2 separate regions of the Mus musculus genome follow, and region 1 is linked to region 2. Evidence: chromatin loops called from intact Hi-C (ENCODE). Cell type or tissue: left cerebral cortex. All regions are shown on one strand. Each heading gives the region's core, and the rest is flanking DNA. Links, peaks and the distances in the headings are about the cores only. Region 1 overlaps Ptk2 (PTK2 protein tyrosine kinase 2). Region 2 overlaps Dennd3 (DENN/MADD domain containing 3).

Evidence for each region. A loop is a pair of places that touch in the nucleus more often than their neighbours do. Peaks named below come from ENCODE experiments on the same cell type or tissue, not always from the same donor. Only the 100,000 strongest peaks of a DNase experiment are listed, where the experiment ranks them.
Region 1: it touches region 2 in a loop (3-fold over the local background); 3 of 42 quality-filtered maps call a loop at or near these places.

The regions. Positions count from the first base shown.
Region 1 is chr15:73,216,403-73,224,402 of GRCm38, reverse strand. It overlaps Ptk2 (PTK2 protein tyrosine kinase 2), which reads left to right. Exons shown (of 35, transcript NM_001358046.1): 29 at 2,534-2,596. Among named protein-coding and RNA genes, the nearest start is that of Mir151, 34 kb to the left of the region's middle. In left cerebral cortex, for the core only: CTCF peaks have their summits at 150 (motif pointing left) and 3,629 (motif pointing left); DNase peaks (open chromatin) are centred at 54 and 1,471; H3K27ac peaks cover 982 bases.
Region 2 is chr15:73,546,350-73,563,190 of GRCm38, reverse strand. Dennd3 (DENN/MADD domain containing 3) reads right to left here. Exons shown (of 23, transcript NM_001081066.1): 13 at 15,549-16,070; 14 at 7,875-8,134; 15 at 6,673-6,843; 16 at 5,480-5,609; 17 at 759-866. Among named protein-coding and RNA genes, the nearest start is that of Dennd3, 42 kb to the right of the region's middle. In left cerebral cortex, for the core only: CTCF peaks have their summits at 8,203 (motif pointing right), 9,262 and 9,464 (motif pointing right); DNase peaks (open chromatin) are centred at 9,473, 10,439, 10,896, 11,021 and 2 more places; H3K27ac peaks cover 1,305 bases.

The DNA of each region.
Region 1 (8,000 bases), core at 1-8,000, 330 kb after region 2:
ATCTGCTTTCATCTGCACATGCCTGTGGGCTCCTGCACCATAGCCATGTTATCTTCTTGGAGCACATTTCATCTGTCCAATCCCTGAATACCTGCGACTGCTGAACCAGAGGCACTAGCGAGAGTTTGTAGCGACTTTAAAGAGACTATGCTAAAAGACATTACTGGAGCTGCCCTCTGTTGGATCGGCAAGGTTCCAGCAGCCTGAATGTAGTATGTTTCTCTCAGAGTAGTATGTCTGCAGAAAAGGAGGGTCTTATCAAGTGTGTAGACCACTAGAGATCAATCCTCCCATGAAGTAAAAAATCAATAGAAAAATGACATTTCTAGTGAAATATACAAGCCCAATCTTGTTATTTCTTTGAAATGTTTTCATGTGTATGTGCACTGTATATACATAGAAAAGTTGGTTCTCCTTCCATAGTGGAACTTGGGGGCGCGGGGGGGGGGGTGCAAACTCAGATTCAGGTTTATCACAAGCCCTCTCACTGTTGAGCTATCTCACTGACCCAGGCCACCATATAAGCTCTGGCATCTTAAAAAGAAATCCTGGGCTGGTGAGATGGCTCAGTGAGTAAGAGCACCCGACTGCTCTTCCAAAGGTCCGGAGTTCAAATCCCAGCAACCACATGGTGGCTCACAACCATCCGTAACGAGATCTGACTCCCTCTTCTGGTGTGTCTGAAGACAGCTATAGTGTACTTATATATAATAAATAAATAAATCTTTAAAAAAAAAAAAAAAGAAAGAAAGAAATCCTGTCCAAGTTTCTGTAGAAGCTTCTAAAGACATCCACTGTGTCACTGGGCAAACTGGGCAGCATTTGTGGGCTGCATTCTTCCCTACTATGAGCAGACAGAGTCTATTACCTCAAAGTTGACCAATTCTATTTATAGTACTGTTTGAATTATTTTCCACTAGATCACAGTAACTGTTCTTGGAAGACTTAGGTCTCCAGAACTCCTACTAGGTTTGGAAGTAGCTGCTGTTTGCGGCTACTGTCATCCACTGAATCATTTACCAATTGCTTGGGTGGGTCAGAGGTCTCTTGTCAGATCATGGTCCTGCACAGGATAATTTTGAGGACAACAGATCCTGCCTGAGGTCACATGCCCTCTTGACAGCAAATGCTCCTTGTTCTGCCGTGTCCCCTCTCTTTTCCCCAGCTCAAGATTGTGGCCTTACTCAGATGCCCTGTGCATGTGAATCCCTACTGTAATTGCTACTGGACTCCTTTGCCAGAGTGCTAGCAGCCAGGGCTGCTGGAGCTGCAGTCTGATGAGAAGCCTTGTTTTCCTCTGAGCACTGCTTAAAAATAGTGACTAGGCTTCTTATTACTGTACGAACAGAATTGTACTAAAAAGGGGACTTTTTATAGTTTAAATGTGGAAGCCCTGACTACATAAAGCCTACTCTGTTCCTCTCACAGAGGACCCACTCAGTCCGAATGAAGGAAAACCAATGAGGGAACTAGGGAATAGTAGCAAAGGGCTGCCTGCCAGAGAATAGCCTACTGTGGCAATCCCTTCCCCCTCCCTTACAGGCTTCCAGGGAGAAAGCTCTCTGCATTTTCTGGCAACATGAGCCTTGAGCTGTCTGACTGGCCCAGGCTGCCTTATAAACTCTGGCATCCTAAAAAAAAAAAAAAAAAAAAAAATGTCTATCCAAGTTTCTATGAAGACATCCATGATGTCCCCTTGTGGTGAACTGGGCAGCGTTTGTGAGCTACACTCTTCCCTACTGTGAGCACATAGACTCTGTTACCTGGAAGTTGACTAGTTCTATTCATAGTACTGTCCAAAATTTCCTATTTGGCCAGATTTTAAGCTGTTTGTTGCTGCATCCCTCAATCCTGATTCAATGCCCCACAGGTGGAAGCAACAAATGAAAACAGTGCAAGACCCCAAACTGCACAGCAGATCTCCTTCCAGCCATAAGAAGCCGCTCTGACCAGTCCACATGGCTCTGAACAGGAAAAAAAAAAAAAAAAAAATGTAGGGCCCTAACCAGAAAATTAAGAAGGGGCACACAAAATGGCTCAGTGGATAAAAGCAGTTGATAAGGAGCTGAGCTTGATCCCTGAGACCCACGTGGTTTAGGAAGAAAACCAACTCTCTCAGGCTATCCTGACCTCCTCTCACACACCACAGTATGTGCATATGCACATGTACACTCACACATACACACTAAATAAATATGTAATTAGAGTTATTAATATTTACAGAATTCAGATAGAAATCATTTAAGATCACCTAAAGATTGACACTGTGGGCTAACCATAAGCTCAGTGGTAGAGCACATGTCTCACATGTTCATGAGCCTCAGTTACATTACCAACACCGAAAGAAACAATGGTGGGCTTACCATCACAGATCCAAGAAGTGGTTGCCACTTGGGAGCAGTGTCACAGTGACACTGAGATGATGTTGGGTACAGGCGAGAAGACCAGCCGGAAGCTGCTGCTGTAGAGGGTGAATATGTCAGTAACATACACATATTAATGAAATTATTTTGGCCTTTGTTTTGATCTTCAGAAACCTGATGTGAGGCTCTCTCGAGGCAGCATCGACAGGGAAGACGGGAGTTTTCAGGGTCCGGTAAGCACCTGCCTGCACTGTCCCCAGAGTTGGTCCCAAATTCTATATTGGAGCCTCCCACATTTTATTGAAAGACATCAAGGCATGCTGACATTCATGATATGGAATAGAATGACCTTTCTGTAAAACACAAGAAAGTTATCTAAGACTGTCAAAATATGCCATGTTCCAGATTTTCATAGATGCAGATCACTGTCCTGTTACTGATAACAGATTTTTAGCAGTGAAGCTGTACTCTGTCTAGTAAGAATTAGAGTAACAGCTACATTAGTTGTTAAAGATGGACTTAAACTACCTCCTGCTTCCAAGTCCCAGGATGACACAATGCTGGGCACAATTACAACTTTTCTCATAGTCATTTAAAACTTGTTCAAGCAAGATGTCTTTCTTCTGGTTTTTAGGGCAGAAATACCTAAACTGTCTTTAAACAGCTAGCCCTTAAAACAGAATCCATGCAACTGCCTATAGTTCTATTCTACACATGTGTACCTTGTTAGATGATCCAGAATGCTCTGAGAACAGATACTTTCATACTGTGTGTGTGTTTTACTGTTGGGCCTATGAGTACAGCCCAGCCCACAGACACTGTTGTTAAAGGTCTGCTCACCTTGGCCATGTTTAGGGGTGCCTCTCATACAATGTGCTGGATTTCCTCCATGTGTGCTCCATGTGTCCACCATCTCTTTTCACTTCACTGTCATCCACGTAGGGCAAAGATCTCTTTTGTACCCACAGCAAGAGTAGAACAGGGGGGCTCAGTAATTGTCCTAACATTTAGTAAGTGGATGGCATGTGGAGTAAAAAGCACCATGCAAAGCAAGTTCTTGGAGAGCCATTCTTCATACCTTGTTCCCTGAGGGGTGATAGAGTGTACACTGCTTTTCATGCAGGAGGTCCTGGGTTGGTTCCCCAGAAACACTAAAAATTAAAGGGTTTTGCTGGGCTGATTAGAAACACTGGCTGTTCTTCCAGAGGTTCTGAGTTCAATCTCCAGTGACCACATGGTGGCTCACAACCATCTGTAATGGGATCTGATGCCCTCTTCTGGTGTATCTGAAGACAGCTACAATGTACTCATAGACATTAAATAAGTAAATCTATCTTTAAAAAAGAAAAAAAAGAGAGAGGTGTTTTTTTCCCCCCAGGTATAGTGGGTGACACATACCTGATACCTGTAGTCTCATATACACTTGGACACACATACTTTAAAACTTTTTTTTTTCCTTTGGTTTTTCAAGACAGGGTTTCTCTGTGTAGCCCTGGCTGTCCTGGAACTCACTCTGTAGACCAGGCTGGCCTCGAACTCAGAAATCAGCCTGCCTCTGCCTCCCAAGTGCTGGGATTAAAGGCGTGCACCACCACCGCCTGGCTACTTTAAAACTTTTTTTTTTAAAGATTTATTTATTGATTATATGTAAGTACACTGTAGCTGTCTTCAGACACTCCAGAAGAGGGAGTCAGATCTCAATTACGGATGGTTGTGAGCCACCATGTGGTTGCTGGGATTTGAACTCCGGACCTTCGGAAGAGCAGTCGGGTGCTCTTACCCACTGAGCCATCTCACCAGCCCCAAAACTTTTTAATCCTTACTTTAAAAAAAAAAAAAAAGATGCTGAGGCTGGAGGATCAGTTAAGTTTAGGGTTTCCTACCCGGCATGGGCTACATAGCAGAATCTAAAAGCCAGCCATATTAGTTACTTTTTCTTGTGTTAAAACACCATGACCAAGGCAATTTATAGAGGAAAACATTTATTTAGGGTTTATGGTTGCAGAGTGTAGAGTCCATGATGATAGGGCAGCATATTGACAGGTGGAGATTGCTTCCAGTAACACTCTTCTTTCAACAAGGCCTAAACCTTCCCCAAACAGTGCCACCTGATGGGGCTCACATGTTTAGACATCCCTGCCCAGCAGGGAGGTGTGCAGTCAAACAACTACACTAACAATTTAAGTCATTTAGATATTCAATCAATGATTTTTTTTTTTAATCAAGGTAAGTAGCATGTTAAACAGCTGTAATTGTGAAATAGTTTTGAGGGCACGGCAGGGCAGAGATTAATCTTGAGTAGAAGTAGTAGTAGTTGTTGTCTTTTGGTTTGGTTTGGTTTTTGAGAGAGCATCTCTCTAACCTATCCTAAACTTGCCTCAGACTAGCTGTATAGCCAAGAATGACCTTAGATACCAAGTGTTAGGATTATAGGTATGTACCACCATGGCTGATACGTTACTGGGGAATTATGCTACCAACTGTGATATGTCCCTAGCCATGAAATAGTCTTGTAGCTCCAGTATTTTAAAGAAGTGCTCATTCCAGTTAAAAATAAAGCACTATACATGTATGTGTAGATGTATGTGTGGGTGTATACATACATATGTGTATATATAGCGTAATAAGAGCTTCAACTTTGGGGCTGGAGAGATGGCTCAGCAGTTAAGAGCACTGACTGCTCTTCCAGAGGTCCTGAGTTCAATTTCCAGCAACCACATGATGGCTCACAACCATCTGTAATGGGATCAGATGCCTTCTTCTGATGTGTCTGAAGACAGCTACAGCATACTCATATTTAAAAAGAGAAACAGAATTAATTGGATTCAGGGATGTCTCTGTCCCCACTATCCTTCTTTCTCTCTTATCTAGTGATAGGGGGTGAAACTGGTGAATAAAGGGTGAGGAAAAGAACCCACAACATAGCAAAGGTCGGCTACAGTTGCATGTACCTATTATCCTAGGTCTTGAGAGGTAGAGATAGGATCAAGTTTAAAACAGCCTAGACTAGCTGGGCAGTGGTGGCGCACACCTTTAATCCTGGCAATTGGGAGGCAGAGGCAGGCAGATTTCTGAGTTCTAGGCCAGCCTGGTCTACAGAGTAAGTTCCAGGACAGCCAGAGCTACACAGAGAAACCCTGTGTCGGGGGAAAAAAATGGAAAACAAGCCTAGATACATAGAAAGACTCTGCTATCACAGATAAACATTTACCCAGTTTTAGGCAGTACAGGTAAAGAAGGGCTTGTCCTGTGTAGAACTGCCTTTTAATCCATCCTTGGACTTAGCCAGGTGGTGCTAGCATGGACTTAGCAGGTTTAAACGTCCCACAGTCTTTACATATTCTTAAATTTTCAATCTCTTTAAAATATAAATCTCTTTTAAAATCCAAAGTCTTTTTACAATTAAAAGTCTCTTAACTGTGGGCTCCACTAAACTAGTTTCTTCCTTCAAGAGGGAAAATATCAGAGCACAGTCACAATCAAAAACAAAAGTCAATCTCCAACCGTCCAATGTCTGGGATCCAACTCATGATCTTCTGGGCTCCTCCAAGGGCTTGGGTCACTTCTCCAGCCAGGCCCTTTGTAGCACATGCGTCATCCTCTAGGCTCCAGATGCCTGTACTCCACTGCTGCTGCTGCTCTTGGTGGTCATCTCATGGTACTGGCATCTCCAAAACACTGCATGACCCCTTCAGTCCTGGGCCTTCAATTGCAACTGAGGCTGCACCTTCACCAATGGCCTTCCATGGCCTCTCACAGTGCCGAGCCTCAGCTGCTTTGCGTGACCCCTTCATGCCTTCAAAACCAGTACCACCTGGGTGACCCTTACATATTACCAAGTCCTGCTGCAGCAGGAGTACAACCTTGGCCATCTCTGGAACACAGCCTCTTTGTGCTTTCAGAAAACACTTCCCAGAAGATGTCACCTCAATGATGCTGGTCTCTTCTTAATCACCGCTAATTTCTTAGCTCCAGCTAACCAGCATCAATAGTCCCAGTAATACAAAGTTTTTGCTTTGGTAGTTCTGGTATCTTGTTAATCACAGCTGATTCTTCAGCCCCAGCTAACCAGAACTACAGAATCTTCACATTCAAAACAGCAATGGCCCTGAAAAGAGTCTTTAATTTTCCCTCTGAAATTTCACAAACCAGACCTCCATCTTCTGCACTGTTCTCAACATTATCTTCCAAGCTCCTACACAACATCCGACAGAGCTCTTAACAACGGATGGATCTTTAAGCCCAAAGTTCCAAAGTCCTTCCACAGTCCTCCCCAAAACATGGTCAGGTTGTCACAGGAATACCCCACTTCTGGTACCAATTTGTCTTAGTCAGGGTTTCTATTCCTGCACAAACATCATGACCAAGAAGCAAGTTGGGGAGGAAAGGGTTTATTCGGCTTACATTTTCATACTGCTGTTGGTCACCAAAGGATGCAGGACTGGAACTCAAGCAGGTCAGAAAGCAGGAGCTGATGCAGAGGCCATGGAGGGATGTTCTTTACTGGCTTGCCTCCCCTGGCTTGCTCAGCCTGCTCTCTTATAGAACCCAAGACTACCAGCCCAGAGATGGCACCACCCACAAGGGGCCTTTCCCCCTTGATCACTAATTGAGAAAATGCCTTACAGTTGGAGCTCATGGAGGCATTTCCTCAACTGAAGCTCCTTTCTCTGTGATAACGCCAGCTGTGTCAAGTTGACACAAAATTAGCCAGTACAGCAGGGTAGTGGATTTCTTGAGTTCAAGGATAGCCTGGTCTACAGAGCAAGTTTCAGGACAGCCAGAAACCCTGACTCTATACCCCCAGCAAAAAAAGATTCAGGACTGTCTGTGAATTGGATTTCCTGACTGGCCTGTGCAATGGCTTAGGTAACACTGGTTCCTCACAACACAGTGCCTCAGGGCCAATGACTAGTGCCTCTGGGATATATAGTAACCAGTATGACCAGGTGGTCTCTTACTATAATTGTTCTGACTATATCCTTACCATGATCTAAGTGATAAGCTAGAAGAGAGGTGGATCCCAAGCAGCCAGCAGAATGAGCACACACTATGAAGTCCTGTGAGCTGTGAGAACTTGAGACCACTGTGTTCAATTCCAGGGTATTTTATGTCTTAATTAGGGTTTCTATTTGTAGCGACAAAGCACCATGATCAAAAAGCAAGTTGGGGAGGAAAGGGTTCATTTGGCTTGCACTGATATTTCTGTTCATCATCGAAGGAAGTCAGGACAGAAACTCAAAACAGGGCAAGAACCTGAAAGCATGCAATGGCCATTGAGGAGTGCTGCTTGCAGGCTTTCTTCCTTTGGCTTGTTCAGCCTGCTTTCTTATAGAACTCAGGATCACTGACCCAGGAAACAGACTGGGCCCTTCCCCATCAGTCTAATTAAGAAAATTGCTTGCAGTTGGATCTTCTGGAGGCATCTCCTCAGTTGAGGTTTTGTCCATTCAGATAACTGTAGTTTGTGTGTCAAGTTGACATAGACTAGCAGCACACTCAGATGCATTGGTTACTTTCCTAACGACACCCACCTGAGGCTGTGAGGCATCTGGAGACTCCAGCAGAGACCTCAAGATGAAGAAGAATAGGGAAAGGGGAGGTGGGCTGTGCTATCTGGCACAGAGCAGTAGACTG
Region 2 (16,841 bases), core at 4,618-12,617:
CCAGCCCAGAAACCGCCAGTGTAGTTACACATAGAGTCCTTCAGTGCTTAGGAACTTGGGGCTGGCCGGGTCATGCCTGTGCTGTTGGGTGTGCTGGTCCGGGAGTCACTCACTCTGCGTACTTGTAAGCACCTTGCTCATCTAGACTTCAGTCCACTTGGGGCTGGTGTGGTGACTGAAGTGGGCAGGCTCCCGGCTTCCCATACAGAGATAGGCTAGCCCTCTGCCCTATGGTTACACAACCATTTGCCAACAGCATCCTCCTCAACCAAAGACAAGAGCAACACATAGCACCTGAAATGTCCCATACCATAGAGGGCAGGGGACGAGTGAGTATTCCGGTCTCCACCAAAGTCATTGCCCAGGTATAAGGTGCCCCACGGACAGGAGGGCAGAGTGGCCATAAGAGTTTTGCCCTTGTGGGTCAGGACCCTGTCCTATAGACAGAAAGCACCCTCGCTGTTTCTTTTTTTTTTTTTTTTTTAGAATTTAGACTGACCAATTCAGAGTCTGCCATTTATTTATTTATTTTTTTCGAGACAGGGTTTCTCTGTGTAGCCCTGGCTGTCCTGGAACTCACTTTGTAGACCAGGCTGGCCTCGAACTCAGAAATCCGCCTGCCTCTGCCTCCCAAGTGCTGGGATTAAAGGCGTTCGCCACCACGCCCGGCCCTCGCTGTTTCTAGAAGGGGGTTTCCCCTTGCCGCTGCCAGGCTGACCTCCAACCCAAGTCTAGACAGTTCATCCCAACCAAGATACCTGGAGTATACAGCAGGACTTCAATGGCTTGGGGAGCGGTCTCTCCGGCTGAAGGGTTAATCTTGTGTTTTAGGGTCTCCGAGGTTGTCTTTGGGACCGCCATGGGTGCTGAAACACAGGCACGAGAGTTGGGTTACCCGGTTCAAGGATAGAGGGACAGCAAGTAAAGCTTGCCTGTTAGTTTACTGTAAAATCGTACACGGCCTCAAGAGGGCGCTCTTGGAAAAACTGTTATGGAGAGTAGCATTGGAGGTGGCCCCTGGTGTGCACACCACAGGACGTGTGTGGAAATCAGAGAAGCACTAGTGGAAGTCAGTTCTCTCCTTCAGCCACGCGGATCTCAGAAACTGAGCTCAGGCCACCAGGCTTGGCAGCGAGTGCCTTTACCTAGTTAGCCAGCTTGCCAGCTTGAGGTCGCATTCATCTGTGAATGGACACTTAGTCTAGTTACATGACCAAGACACCACACTTGCACCTCTTTCTGCACAATCAAACACATTTCCAGACAGCGCTAAAACTGCCTTCCCTGGAGGTTTCTGAGACCACCTGCCAGATTGAATGGCCTTCCCACTAACCCTGAGGCACTTCCTCCTGTCCCCTGGATCCCCTGCACTGCAGTAGAGGCTATGCCTTAGGGACTCACTGGTGGCCTTTCACTTCTGATGTGATTGCTATTGTCCTCATTTTTCAAAAGAAACAACCAAGTCCTGTTCCTTGCTTGTAGAAGAACAGCAACCTGCCAGTCACTAGGCCTCCAGCATGGCTCCTGGGTTCCAACAATGCAGGAAGTGATGGCCGGACCCTCTGCCACTGCCTCTCCACCTGCTGCCTCAGGTGACTGACTCGGGTCCTTTCATTTGTATATTTATAGACCTGCCATCACAGGTGGACTCCATGTTTCCAAATTAAGCTTGGGATCTCATGTCGTGAGTCCTCACTTTGTTAAGCCATGCATTAGAAGGTATTTCTGGATTTGCTAAAACCAGGATCAGGAATTCGTCGTGCTGTGACCTGAGCTCGGATGGCTCCTCCTGCGTCCTGGGAACAAGGTGATGATGACAGATTGTGTGCTGGGTGTTACTATGGCAACTCTGTAAACTGTTTACAGAGGCCATGAACTGCTGTCACCGAGGAGGAGTACATTTAAAGTTGTATAAACAGCTGAAGTGTACTGTTTATTTGAGTTTACTCTCATCTGAGCACAGGAGCAGTTCTGTTGAGACCCAAAACTGTTAGAGCTCCCAGAGGGCTCAATGGGTCTCCAGGCAACCTGGGGACACCTGAGCCTCCTGGCTTCTGTCCCAGCTCAGGAACAGGTTCTATGACCAGAAAGCATCAGGGCCACACAGTCAGTGACACAGATTACAAAGGGAAAGGTGAAGCTAAGCCAAGGTGTCATTTTCTAATTCTTGGACAGCTGTTTGTAAAACCTGACTGCACACCCAAGACAGATGAAATGACACACACTTCACAGACATTCACAGCAGCCTTCCTTTGTTAGACAGAAGGCAGATCCAACTTAAGTGTCCACTACAGATGAAGGGTAGAGAGTATGTAATGCTGCCAAACAACACAGTACCGTAGCCACTAAAGAAATGAAGGACTGTCAACCCAGAGTTTGTCTTGCCTACAAGATGTGCAGGGATAAAGATGGAGCAGAGATCGAGGGAGCAGCCAAACAATGACTACCCCAACCTGAGACCCATCCCATGTGACCGAGTTAACCCCTGACACTATAATGATACTCTGCTCTGCTTGCAGACAGGAGCGTAGCCTAACTGTCTCCTGCGAGGCTTCATCCAACATCTGATGGGAACAGATGCAGAGACCCACACCAGAAATCAGGCAGAGCTTGGGGTGTCTTGTGGAAGAGTGGGGGATAGAAGTGAGCAAGCTGGAGGGGTCAAGGACACCACAAGAAGATCCAGAGTCAACTAACCAGCGACCATGGCAGCTCACAGAGCCTGAGCCACCAACCAGGGAGCACGCAGGAGCTGGACCTAGGCCCCCTACACATCTGTAGCAAAGGTGCAGCTTGATGTTCAGATGGTTGCCCTAACAAGTGGAATGGGGCTATCTCAGTCTCAGTTCCCTGCCACTGGATCCCCTTGCCCTACCTGGACTGCCTGGTTAGGCCTCAGTGGGAGAGGATGTGCCTAGACCTGCTGGGACTAGATGCCCCAGGGTGGGTGGTACCCAAGGGAGCGCTCCCCTTCCCTGCAGAGAAGGAGAGGGGACAACAGGGGAGGGATTTGTAAAGGTGGGACTGGGACAAGAGGAGGGAAGTAGGCTGTAATCAGGATATGAAGTGAATTACAAATAAAATAAAAACAAAGAAAGAAATGGGTTATATATATGCTTGCTTGCTGTATGAGTATGGGGACCCATGGTAAGCCAGGAGCCGGGTGGGGTGAGCCCCTGCAACTCCTGTTCCTATGGCTCGACAGAGGGCAGAGACAGCAGACTCCCTAGAAGCTTGTGGGCCAACTGGCCTGGTGTACACAGCAGTAAGTGACAAAAGTGACAGGGCCCCACCTGAAGCCAGGCGGAAGGTGAGGACCAACACCTGCATGAACACTCACCGTGGCACGCGTACATCCACTCACAAACAGCACACCTCACCATCAATACATTTTCCTTAAGGGAAAGGGCCAGCACAAGCCTCCTCACGGAGGCACTGAGGAAACACTGGGCTGAGTGAAAGGGTGGAGTCAGGAAGGCTCCTGGGTACGGGAGACACCCTGGACAGATGAGATCACGGTGATAGTGAACCAACAGGCCATCAGGGGCACAGAAGGAGGTGCTGAGCAGTGTGGGGGTTCCTCTTGCAGAGCGTGAGTGTGTCAGCCATCACAGGGATGGTGGCACTGCCCTTCAAGTACCCTAAACCTAGGAAGTCACAGCTTAAAGGGGTCCAGAACAAGAGTGATATCTCAGTATCAACAGGACCTGGATAGTGTGGCAGAGATCCCTACTTCACCAACCTGTGCTCCAAAATGAACTTCCTATTGTCGTTTAAGCTACACTTTCTTTGTGGCCTCCGTAGGTTTGCTATTTCTAGTATGCTGGTCTTAAAGCTGGAGGCTGCAGGAGGACATTTAAAATGGAAACAGTGGAAGCCGAGAAGGCTCAAGACATCTTGTTAGCACACTGATCCTAGACTTGAAACCCTGACCTCAGGATGGCTTCAGAATGTGAGAGCCAAAGAGAAACGAACAGAAAGGAGGCTGGAGATTTCTGTCCCAGGAGCCTAGCCTTTAAAGATAAAAAGATGCTGGGCTTAGCCACTGATAGCTGTAAAGCCAATACTTGGGAGGTGGAGGCGGAAGGATCAAGAATTTCAAGCCATCTTCAGCTACAGAGAGAGTTCAAGACCAGTTTGGGCTACCCAAGACTAAATCAAAGAAAGAAAAGGAGGAAGGGAGAGAAAGAAAGAAAGAAAGAGAGAGAGAGAGAGAAAGAAAAAGGGAAAGAGAGAGAGAGGGAGGGAAGGAAGGAGGGACAGAGAGAAAGGGAGGGAGGGAGGGAGGGGAGGGAGGGAGGGAGGAAGGAAGGAAGGAAGGAAGGAAAAGAAAAGAAGAAAAGAGAAAGAAAGAGAAAGAGAGAGAAAGAGAAAGAAAGAGAAAGGGAAAGAGAAAGAGAAAGAGAAAGAGAAAGAGAAAGAGAGAGAAAGAGAAGGGAAGGGGGGAGAGGGGAGAAGGGAGAGGGGAGAGGGGAAGGGAGAGGGGAGGGGAGGGGAGAGGGGAGGAGAGGGGAGGGGAGGGGAGAGGGGAGGGGAGGGGAAGGGGAAGGGGAAAGGGAAGGGGAGGGAAGGGAAGGGAGACGCATTCAGGGCTACCCTTGCCATCTGTTAACAGGCCAGTCAAGTGCAGAGAGGCCATGGCTATCCAGGGCGTGTGGTTCTGACCACACACATCCCCAACACTGACCAGAGAGGCTCTTAGTTATAGCCTTCCAGACATTTAGTGTGCTGAGCCAGACAAAGGATTCTTCAGTTGAGGATCAGGACCTGCAGTTTACAATGTAAAATGGGACACCAGGAAAAAAAAAAAAAAAAAAAAGGAGCATGTGTATTCTAAAAAACAAGGAGCTACAAGGTCCAAGATGAAATAAAGAAGGGGAGGACGAAAGCCAACAAGTGATATTAAAAAAAAAATCCTAAAACTGCTTATAAAAAAATCGCAACACTCGCTGGTGCAGGAGGATTGTGAGTTCAAGGCCAGCCAGGGCTATATGCTGAGTTCCGGGGTAGCCTAAGCTAGACCAATTCCATCTCAAGCAATAAAAAGCAAACAAATGAACAACAGTGCTCTTCCAGACAAACCAGGGCCCTTGAGATTGCTCAGAGTTTAGGCACTTTACCTCCAGGCTTGGTAATCCGAGTTCAAATCCAAGACCCACATTGTGGAAGGAGAGAACTGACTCCAACAAGTTGTCCTCTGACCTGTGTGACATGGTATGTGTGTCCACAAGTCACACACACACACAAAACAGTGACAAAAAAATTATAGCTAAGTGTGTAATCCCAGCAGCATTCAGGAGACTAAGGCATGAGTACTGTGAGACTGTGTTCAGCTGGGCAAGACCTACCCCCTCCCCAAAGAGTAAAAGCAGAAGGCAAGAAAGCTTGGGTGGATTCTCAGTGACAGATGCCAACCAGAAGAAACGCTCCAGTGAGACAGCCTCTTAGAACAGAAGCACGGCTCAGCAACAGAACTTACACTTCTTCTTCATGTTGTCAAAGTAGGCCAGCTTGGAGGCAGCATGAATGGCACTAGGTGACTGCAGCGTGCCAACCACGGCATCCATGAGCAGGACATTGGTCAGTGCCTGCTGGACGTACTGTGGGTCCTAGGAGAGATGCAGCTGCGTGTCAGCCCAGTGCGAATCCTGACGGTCTCTCTAGCGTTTGCTTCACTGAAGAGAACAGTACTCCTCCTCTCGTGTTTGTCAGGGCAACGGGAAGGGTCCGAATGGATGAAGACTTTGGAGTTTGTGTCACATAATCTTCTTCTCTAGTTACGGGAAGTCCTCGACGTTGACTCCTAGAGCCAGCACATTCTCTTCCCTAAATGCTGGCAGGCAGGGGCTCGTGACCCCCTCATGCCTGTCCCAACCACACTATGATAGCCAGGGGCATTTCATAAAGCAACAGCTGGCTGTGACTGTAGCCGGTGACAGGAGTGGAAATGGTCCCACCGTGGGCTTTCCCCATTGCATAGCTAATCTGCATATCGTATTTCAGTGGGTGTGGAACTGACCATCTAAGCCGGGGCTCATGAAATACAGAACCTTAGAGAGGATCCAAATCCACTTCTGATCCATGACAGGCAATAACTCATCCCAAGTGGCCACCTTCCTGTCCTGCCACGAGACAGCCCGATTCTCCTAAGATGCGCCAAAGGTAGGCACCAGTGCCGTCTGCATCTCTCTGGTGACTGGTGAGGCTACAAGTCCCTGCATACCCTTACCAGCAGCTCCATTGTGCGAGTTCTCTGCTCGTAGCCTTGGTCCATTTACTTTGGTTTGGCTACGTGATTGTTTGAGACGTGGTCTTGCTCTATGGTCCAGGCTAGCCTCCAACTCCAGACCCTCCCAGCTTAGCCTCCTGAGTCCTGGGATAGGAGGTAGATACATGCCACCACACCTGGCTTGTTTGACACATGGTTTCCTCCCCATTTAGACAACCCTACCCACATTCACTGGGAAGACACCAGAACTAAGTGTACACAGAGGGGCACTGAATGAAGCCCATATGTCCTCTCACACCCCAAAGGCCACATGGTCTCAGGACAACAGCCTCTGTGTCCCTGCAGACAGCATAATTCTTCCTTCCAAGTGCTGCAAGCTCTGGATGCCCCCTTCAGGACCTGGTGCCACCCATGCCCACAGGACCTCCCCACCTCAGACAGACCTTGTGGTCATCTGCCAGCTGCTTTCCGGCCCACATCTCCTTCACCATGAGGTGCCAGAGGTCACACTCCGACTTGAGGTTGGCCTCGAAGACTTCCTTCTTGGCCACCGTCTTGATCTTTAAGGTGGGTATCCTCAGGAGGAGAAATGCCACGGTGCTATTTTTGACTTCCTGCGGGACAAAGACAACTTGGATTGATGGCAGACAGAACAAGTGGCCTGAAGCCACCACACAGGGTGAGTTTAGCCATAATGCCAGACATGAGTGCCTGTTACAACCTTTTACTGTTGCCTGAGGACTTCTGGAGCCAGCTGGCAAGTCAGGCAGGGACTACAGCTGTAGGCCTTGTGTGGCAATCCAGTGGTCACTGGTCTCGGTCCATCTTTCTGCTGTGACCACTCAGACTGAGAACACTTGGCAGCTTCAAGTTTGGGACAGTAAATGTAACTAACTATAAGGCACAAAATAAGATCATCCGGTCCCAATTCAGACCAGCCTTTTTTTCCCAATTCAGACCAGCCTTTTTTTTTTTTTCCTGTTAACCACACTGGCCTCAAATTTGCAACAATTCTCCTGCCTCTGACTCCAGAGTGCCAGGATTACATACACACACCAATACATCTCAGACCTCCTCCTTTGGACGAATATAATGTGGCTAGGCATAGCGGCCCGTGCCTTTAATCCCATGAGCTCTATGTAGTTCCAGGACAATCAAGATTACATAGAGAGACTTTGTCTCAAATAAATAAATAAATAAATAAATATGTGGCCAAGGGGGATGGAGAGATGGTTCAGCAGTTAAGAGCACTGACTGCTCTATCAGAAGTCCTGAGTTCAATTCCCAGCAACCACATGGTGGCTCACAACCATCTGTAATGGGATTCGATGCCCTCTTCTGGAGTGTCTGAAGACAATGACAGTGTACTCATATGTATAATTTTTTAATTTAAATTAAAAAAAATGAATATGGCCAAGCATGACAGCACATACCTATAACCCCAATGTTCAGGAGGCCGAGGCAGGAAGACTGCAAACTCAAAGCCAGGCTGGGTATCAGCATCCTGTCTCAAAAAGAGTGTGTGTGTGTGTGTGTGTAATATGAGCTGAGCAAGCTGGGCCACAAAAGGCCCATTGTGCAGAAGGTGCCAGAGGACACCCGGCGGCCTGGGGACTGGCTGCATCTGGCGCCAGGACCGTCTCACCTCTATGTTCCTGAAGGTGGCAATCTCCACATAGCCGGGCCGCCCCTCGGTGAGCAAGAACAGGCGCTTCTGGGTCATGGCGATCTTGCCCACTCCACGGTTGGTCTTCACAGAGCTCGACAGCTTGTAGACGCACTCGTTCTTATCCAGGTGCTCCATGAGCAGTGCGGGCAGGCTGACCTCCTGTGCCTCTGCCTCAGTCTCCTTCCAGCAGGTGTAAAAGTCTCGGAAGGTCTCCGGGTCAATCTGCTTCTCGTGTCCTGAGTTTAAGGAGGAAACTTTATCATCAGCACCAGGGACTTTAGGCAGGCACTACCCAAGCCAGGCAGCAGGTGGCACCAGTGCCCAGGACTCTGTGAATGGATGGAGGGCCTTTGGCTGTCCCAGCTGTGGGGCAGAAGATTTAGGTAGAGGACATCTGTCCCTTCTAGCCCTCAGAGCGAGGGCAATCTGACTTACTACAGGTAGTCACAGTAACTGCAACAAGGACGCTGTTTTGAGGCAAAGTTGAGCAGTTTCTGAGGCTGGCCTGACACTCACTGAGCGCCAATTTTCTGTTCCTGCTGTATTCTGAGGTCCTGCTCCCCCGTGCGTGGCTTAGAGCCCCCCTCTGGTCTTAAGTTCCTTTCTTCTGGGCCAGAGCCCTCACCTGCACTCAGCTTCTGACACCTGCCAACTGCTCACTTTACACGCCTATCCCCGCCTAGCTTATGTGTCCGGAGCCTGTCTTTTGCTCTGTCCTCTGGTGTGTCTCAAGCCCTCGTTCGTGCATAGGCCACACTCCTCTCTGCTGCCGTCCCTGCCTCTGGGTTTTTTCGCAGCCCCCACAATTGCTTTTTAAAGCATAAGTGAACCTTCCTGCTCCTCATTCAAACCTTTCTGGACTGTTCAGCCACATAAGACCTCAAGTTCCCCCAGACTGTCCACTCTTTCCTTTCACATCCTACCCCAGCCATACCAAGCACTTCCCCAACAGGCCATGTTGTTATTTGCTCATCCTAACTATTATACCACAATAGCTCTCCTCTTGCCCTCAACACACAGGCAAACAGCGCCATACACGGCCTTCCCTGACAGTGCAGGCTATTCTGGCTGCATTACATACCTCCCTCAGGGCACCAGTGAATTCAACTACCAGCACCTGCCAACACCCAACCTGTGTGGTTCACAGACAACTCCAGCACGTCCTCAGAGCCCCCATCTGTAAACTAGGAAACCAAAGGAGGAAGAACAGACCCTGCCCGCTGCCAGCTGGTTCCTGCTTACGCAGAACCTGTGTGTCTCCCCAGGCCCAGCCTCCCTGTGTCCAGCCTTCAGAGGCCCAGGTCTGAGGTAGACAAAGTCCCACTGGGTTCACATCATCGTTCCTGCGTGGTAACAGTGTCATGGTGACAATTGCCTGGTACATCTGTTTTGCTGCCACTGTGTGATGGGTAACCTTACAGCCATGTGCAGGCTGTGGAGGATGTGAGAGGTTCCAAAAGATTAAGGAAATTTCCAAATAACAAGGGCAGCTGGGGGCCACAGGAAGGTGGTCTAACAAGGAAGATCTGTCATCAGTTAGGTAGTACCAGAATGTATGCATGGGTATGTCCACCAGGTGGCGCCATTTCTAATTCTTTTTCTTTATGCTTTACTAGTCAAAGTAGTTGAGCAATATGTATTTTAAATTTTCTTCTCTTCTTTTGCAGAGATTGGGGGTGAACCCAGGACCTTGCCCATGCTAGGCAAATATTCTTCCACTAAGCTACACCCCAAGCCCCATGTAAGCTTTGAAGTCACTGGATCCATCCAATGAGAAAGTAAATTTCACCTGGGGCAGGGATACAGCACTCACCTGTATAATGTTTAACACAAGCGACTAAGGAAGACAAATAACAGGGAATGGGGTGACCCCGTGCATGGGACAAGCCTCTGCATCCTTTTACACTAAACAAGGAGTCCATTGAGGTGATTGACAGCTCGATAGGCATCCCCAGCTGGAGACCTCCTCTGCTACCTTACAAACAGCCTACTGGGGTCCCGGGGTGCAGACTAACAGAGCTCAAACGAACCATAAGCACACATTACGCCCATCAGACATCACATGAGAGGTCTTTCAGTTATATGTGGTGCAGGAAGAGACCATAAAACAGAACAGGGAAGGCGAGACCACGCCAGTGCCCGAGAGAGTGAAAGAGCCAGGGACCCTTCATGTGCGTCCCTGAGGACAGACCCTCTGAGCACCCACACCACAGCAGTCAACGGGGCTGCACACAGTAAGGCCTTTGCACCCACCACCCAAAATGTCCTCTTATAGACAAGTGGCCTTCCTGTCCTTGGAAGTGAGGGGCTCCTGTGCTCTGGACATGCACAATGGGAGCAACAAGACTAGGGACAGCCCATTAGATGGAAGGCAGCCCTCTCCCACCTGCAACCAGCACGCCAGCTAGCCATGGATGCCACAACACTCCCACGTGCTTCCCCAGCCCTGCGCATGCCCACAGCCACTATGTCCGCACATGGTCACACGCATGCTCAGTTTGTCTGACAACCCGCAATAGTCTGCAGGTGCATGATGGCCACACCCACGGACAGGATGCCCACTCCTGTGGATCTCCACTTTGTCACCCACCTCCCTCCACAGCCCAGCCCCGGCTCATCCCAGCAGCCTCCAGGCAGCATCCCCATGAGAGCCAGCTACAGACACTGAAGGTGGCACAGGGAGTGAACAGCCAGTCCTTGTGAAGCTGCAGTGCAGAATGTGTATTCTCATCAGCACCGGGCTTCACATGAACAAACGTGTATGAGCATTCTAAATACTAAAATTATATTCTTTTGGATGGGACTGGGGCACTGGATATTGAACCCAGGGTCTTGTGGCACAGCCATGTCTCTTGGAGATGGCAAAAGTCGTGAAGCCAGCACAGCTGTATGACACGGTTCCAGCAAAGCTGAGCCGAATGCTGTGACCACTGTCTGTCTGTCTGTCTCTCACTTTTAGGTTTTGGTCTCTGAGTGTTGTACACGTGGGGACTTTCTGTGTTATGATTCATTTTGTGTCTTTTCCCGAGAAAATTATGTCTGACTCTTTTTAGGAACGTCCTAAATTTACTGTCCCTTCTGCTTTTAGGGATAGAAAAGCATCTGTTCCTATTTGGGAGCCTTCCTTACGCCCTAGAGATCACAATAAACACTAAATGAGGCCATTATTCCTGGAATCTTCTTGGGGTGTCTGCCCCTAAACATATTCAGACAGTATAATTGGAACAGGGTAAACTCAGAAACAGTTGACAAACTCCCACTAGCCAGGATTGGTTACAGATTCAAGGCCTCTGTTTACTGTATGCTTAGAGCTCTCTGAAAATGTGGTTTAAAGACAGGAGTCATAGAGGGTACAGCCCTGGGGGAATAGAATTTAGTAAATAGATTAAAATAACTTTTCCTATGTTATAGCATAGATGAAATGAGAGAGTAAGGGGAGTATTAGTATTTGCTATTCATAAAACGACCAGTTCAGATATTTTGTTTGTCTAGAGTGCTTTAAAACTGCAAACGCTGCCAGCCTAAAAGCAGACTGTCTTATATAAACGTGTTTGCTTTGGTGGAGGCATTCTTTAGATTCTTTGAAGTTATAGGCCGATAATGAAAATGAAATCTGTCCTATTTGTACTTTTTAATTGTGACTGAACTTGTAGCCCCAGACATGTAATGAAAAATCAAAAGCACATGTCCAGAGACAAAATGATATAATCTATACTTCTTAGTTAACCATTCCAATGGTCTTTGAAACTGGCTGGGCCTAGCCTCTACCAGTCTCGAAGCTCTCTGCTGAGCTATGCCCCAGTCCTCATGTGTACACTTGGATCTCACCGAGTTCACTCTAAGATGGGGTGGTGGTTTGAATATGCTTGGCCCAGGGAGTGGCAGTTTTAGGATGTGTGGCCTTGTGAGAGTAGGTATGTCAACTGTGGGTGTGGGCTTTAAGACATTACCCTAGCTGCCCGGAAGTCAGTCTTCTGCTCCCACCTTATGATAATAGTCTGAACCTCTGGACCTGTAAGCCAGCCCCAATTAAATGTTGTCCTTATAAGAGTTGCCTTGGTCATGGTGTCTGCTCACAGCAGTAAAACCCTAATTAAGACAGATGGGAACACTCAGCTTTGCCAAGTTCTACTTTCAGTGTGGCCACTCCACTTAACTAAAACACGCATAGCAGTGACAGTGGGGTCCTGCCCCTTCTCCACTTAAGGAACCACATAACTGAAGGCCACTGACAGCTCATCGGCCAGGTCCACAACTACAGAACAAAAGATGCCCAGGTGCAACTCACTTCCCAGGTTCCCAGGCACCTAGGGGGTGATGTCAAATGCCACCACATACAGAGGAGGAAGAAAGGCACTGAAAGGCAGGTTTTCTTCCTACACCAGGGTCCACCAGCCATTGAGTAATTAGGTGACCAGGCCATACCAGCGCTGAGGACGAGCAGAGGGACCACCAGACATGCTCAGCCTGGTGCCATGAGAGAATGATAACCATATGAGTCTGAGTCACTCCTTTCAGGCCATTGCACAGAGGGCCCCTGGAGGACAGGGGACCCTTAGAGTCTTCACATCCTTATGAGGTCACACATTGGGAAGAGGAAAAGTGTGCCCGTAGGCCCCTCAGGGTCTTTCTGTGAATGCCTTGTCTCCCTTCACATAGTAGCACACGCATAGCTGTCCACACCCCCTGACCCCAGGCAGTGCAGGCTATCCCACAGAGGCCTGAGAAGTATGCGTTCTACTGCACCTGGCTAGTGACAGGTGGCCCATCATCTCTGTCTCTCCCAAAACAGTTATTCCTCCGGAAATGCAGATATCAAGTCTCTCCTATAAGTGACGTGGTGTTAACAGGAAACTGCACACCCCCTCCTGTGGGCTCTAAGCCCTTTCAGGGTCGTGTGCCCAACATCATGGAAGTTCAAGTTTACAGCTTGGGGAATGATGACCAGAAAAACATCGCACATGCTCAGTAGAAAGCACATTCATTCTCCAGATATTTTCTATCTGCAGATGGTGAACTTAACGGACAGGCTGACTGAACCTGGGTGGCCAGCAGAGTCCGGTGAATGCAAAATTCAAGTGCTCGCATGGGATCAGATGAGTGAGGACACAAGCCAGGCGGTGTTAGCTCACATGGGACAGGCAGACCACTGGGGCAGTGAGGCAGGCACTGTCAGGCAGTGGGGGGCACTCGGTCAGGGTGCTGGCACTCAGCTCAACCAAGCTCCTGGCTCTAAGCTGAGGAACCAGCTTACACAGACCCTAGGGACAGGTGTCAGGACCTTCCCAGTTAAAAGACAATAGACGAGCTGGGCTTCCTCCCCATGGCCAGCAGACAGAACAGATGTGTGTGTCAGTGCAGGTAACATGGTTCAGTGAGAAATAAATTAGGATCGCAAACTTCCACAGATGGCAGGACACAATCCGTGAGTGTACAACATTGCTGCGTGCTGTGTGTGTGGAGGGGGACATCTGTCATCAGAGGTTTTAAGCAGAACAGAAAGCAGAGCCTGGGTTGGGGGCAGTGCTTCACTGGGGACACAGAGCAAAGCCAAACCCAAGAAACAAGGGCCTCGTGGTGACGGGAAAGCCTTCTTAGTCAGGTGGGTTCTCCTGGCACCTGGCACGCTGCTTCTGTGCTTCTGGGCATGCGTGAGTGCTTTAGCTGAGCCATGGCTGTGTAGTCACCGGGTAAGCACCGGGTGAGATGCCTCTGCAGAGGCAGCTAGCCTCACGTGTAAGTCAGCCATCTGCATCATGCAACCTCACTCTGAACGTGTGTGCACTTTGGCTGCGCATACCATCCAGCCATATAAACACCAGCAAAAGCTGCCTAAGACGCTGACTTGGACTTGAAGCTAGTGGGTGTTGTGAGTGATAAGTGTCTTTAACATATGAAGTTTTCTGCTCTTACAGACACATACTGGTTTCATTACAGGGGAAAAAAAAAGAGACTTTTAATATCTTCTTACTGTCGTTACTCAGCACGTAAATAGCAAATTAGTATATCTTTGCATTGCACTGTCTTAGAATATTTTACCTCAAAATTGCTTTTTAAGCTTGAGTCGCTGACTTAAATTTGAGTTGCTGATTTAAAGAAAACCATTAAGGGAATTTTGGCTTGGAATTAGGATGGAATTTCAGATAATTTCTGAAACTAACCATTCAGACAGCTACCATTTTTACGAAGTATTAATGTAAAGTGGGATTCTAAGCATTGATAATTACAAAATCAAAATAAATAGCAACTTTGAAAAACCCTGAAGATGGGCTATGCCCTGCAGAATCAAATATTTGGTCAAGATTTTACAAGATTTTTTTTTCTTTTAAGACAATCTCACTCTGTAGCCCAGACAGACTTTAAACCCACTATGTAGTCTAGCCTGGCCTTGAACTCAACAGTTCTTCCTACCTCCAACTTCCAGGTGCCAAGATTGCAGACATGAGGCACAATGTCCACCTGTTTAACTTTTGGCCAGGTATGAGTGTGAATGCCTTTAATCCCACGACTTAAGAGGCGGCAGCAGGCTGATCTCTGTGAGTTTGAGGGCAACTTGGTCAGCCTGGTCAGTTCCAGGACAGCTAGAAGTATACAGCAAGACTCTGTATCAAAAACAGAGGTTGGGGGTGTTGGGGGAACTGAAGAGATGGCTCAGCAATTAAGAGCACTGGCTGCTCTTCCAGAGGTCCCAGGTTCAATTCCAACATGAGCAACCACATGGCAGCTCATAAATATCTGTAACTCCAATTCCAGGGGATTCAGTACCCTCACACAAACATACATGCAGGCAGAACACCAATGCACATAAATTAAGAATAAATAGAAATAAAATATTTAACTTTCTTTGTGAAAATAAATAAGTACATTCATCTCCTTATGTGGGATATTTGCTTTCATCTGTTTTTTTTTAAATAGATTTTTTTCTATTTTCTTTATTTTATATATGAATGCTCTGCTGCATATGCACCCACAGGCCAGAAGGAGGCATCAGATCCCTTTATAGATGGTTGTGAGCCACCACATGATGGCTCAGGACCTCTGGAAGAACAGTCAGTGCTCTTAACTGCTGAGCCACCTCTCCAGCCCCCTAAAATACAAATTTTTAAGACAGCTTCACACAGCCCAGGCTGTTCTCAAACCTGTTATGTAACCAAGTATTCTTGACCCTCTGACGCTCCCATCTCTCCTCTCTCATGCTAGGATTATAGTTGTAAGCCACCATGCCTAGTTTATTGTAGGTGCTGGAGTTGGACCCAGGGCTTCAAGCATACTAGACAGGCACTATATCCCAGTCCTGCTTCTCTCTTCAACCAATGTTAATATCATATTGTATACAACATAGTTAGAAATACACGTCCTTGTGATTTATTATCAGTCAGTGTTTGCTTTGCACTTATTTGCACTTCCTCTGATTTACCTAGGTCTCATGGGAATCTCTTGGGTGAAAACGGTTATGAGTACGAATTTAAGCAGCCATGCCTTAGGGAACAGTGACAAGGAAAAAAACAAAGCCTGTCCATGTTCAGTGTCCATGTTCAGTGAGGACACAGCTCGTTTTTATACCTTGAATCTTTAGGAGGTTGAATTACAGCTATTGACCTGCAGACCTGGGGGACACTGGTACCCAGGGATGCTGTGGGGCGCTCTTACCGAAGGTCAGTGCATCAAACAGACGGTGGATAATGACGGCGTCCTTCACGATCCCCGACTCCTGGACTCGCTTCACAAAGTCATTGAGTTGCATGTGCTTCTTGGGCAGTTCGAAGTTCTTCACGGCGTCATCTGCCTTGGGGGCCTCGCCGTGCTTATCAAAGACCTCTGTGATGAGCCGCCTGAGCTCAGGCGTCCGCTCGGCCTGGGCCCGCTCAGAGGCCGACATGGATTCCACCGTTCTCTTGACCAGATCAGCCGGGAAGATCCCTATGTCGGTCTTATACAGGTTCTGGAAATCCAAGAGGGCACTCAGCAGTTGTCCCTGCATCAGATGGAGAAGACCACGCAGGTAGAAGTACCTGGCTAGGAGCAGAGAGTCGCCAGGACCCAACAGCGCCATGGCCTTGCTCAGGAGAGTGACGAAGTCTGTATAGTATGCCTGAACACACTGGCTCTCCAGTGGGAAGTGGATATCAGGGATCTTGAACATATATGTTGACTTAGGGGTCACTTTGAGAACTAAAAAACAAACAAACAAACAAACAAGGGAAAATGCATGTAATTAGCATGGTCCTGGAAAAGGCAGAGGCACCCATAACACTGTTGAGGGCAGCTTTGTGTGTCTTGGACAAGAACCCATGTGTTGTGGATGGGCCTGGTGCTGCTCTTGTGAACCAATTCCCTAAGGAATAAAGGAGCCAATCACTGGGCGAGTAAGGACTTCCGAGTTAGACAGAGGAAGAGAGGAAACAGGAGAGAGTTAGGTGTTTTTGGTGGGCACAACATGAGGACAAGATGTAATTACGAGTGTCTCTGGGTTCCAATGGTGGATCTGTCAGGATTTGCCCCTGGAGGATTTAGATTTAATAAGGCTTCCAAGTTAGGATTTTAGTTGTTGTGCCTAGTGATTGAGTTACTGTTGTTTCAGAACTAAGTTTGTGTTGTGTCTTTCTTCACGGAGGTGGCTCGTCTGGGTTCAAGAGAGAAAGGTATGATGGCAAAACGTGGGTTTGCTTGATGTGTACCACAAAGGTCATGGGGGATTTGAAGCCTGGGGTTAGTGTGGTAGCAACCCACCAGGAGGAACTTAGCAAGCTGGGTGGAGATGTTCCAGGAGCTCCAGGCCAGAGAGTCTTCTTGAGATAAAAACAAGTCGACCATTGCCTGCTACTGCAGGGCCGGCCAGCCCACCAGTAAGAGAGTTGCTGGTGCATGCCAGCTCATTTTTTGTTATTATTATTTCCCGCAACACCTACATGCCCCTTCCAGGGCATTCCCAATACCCCAGAG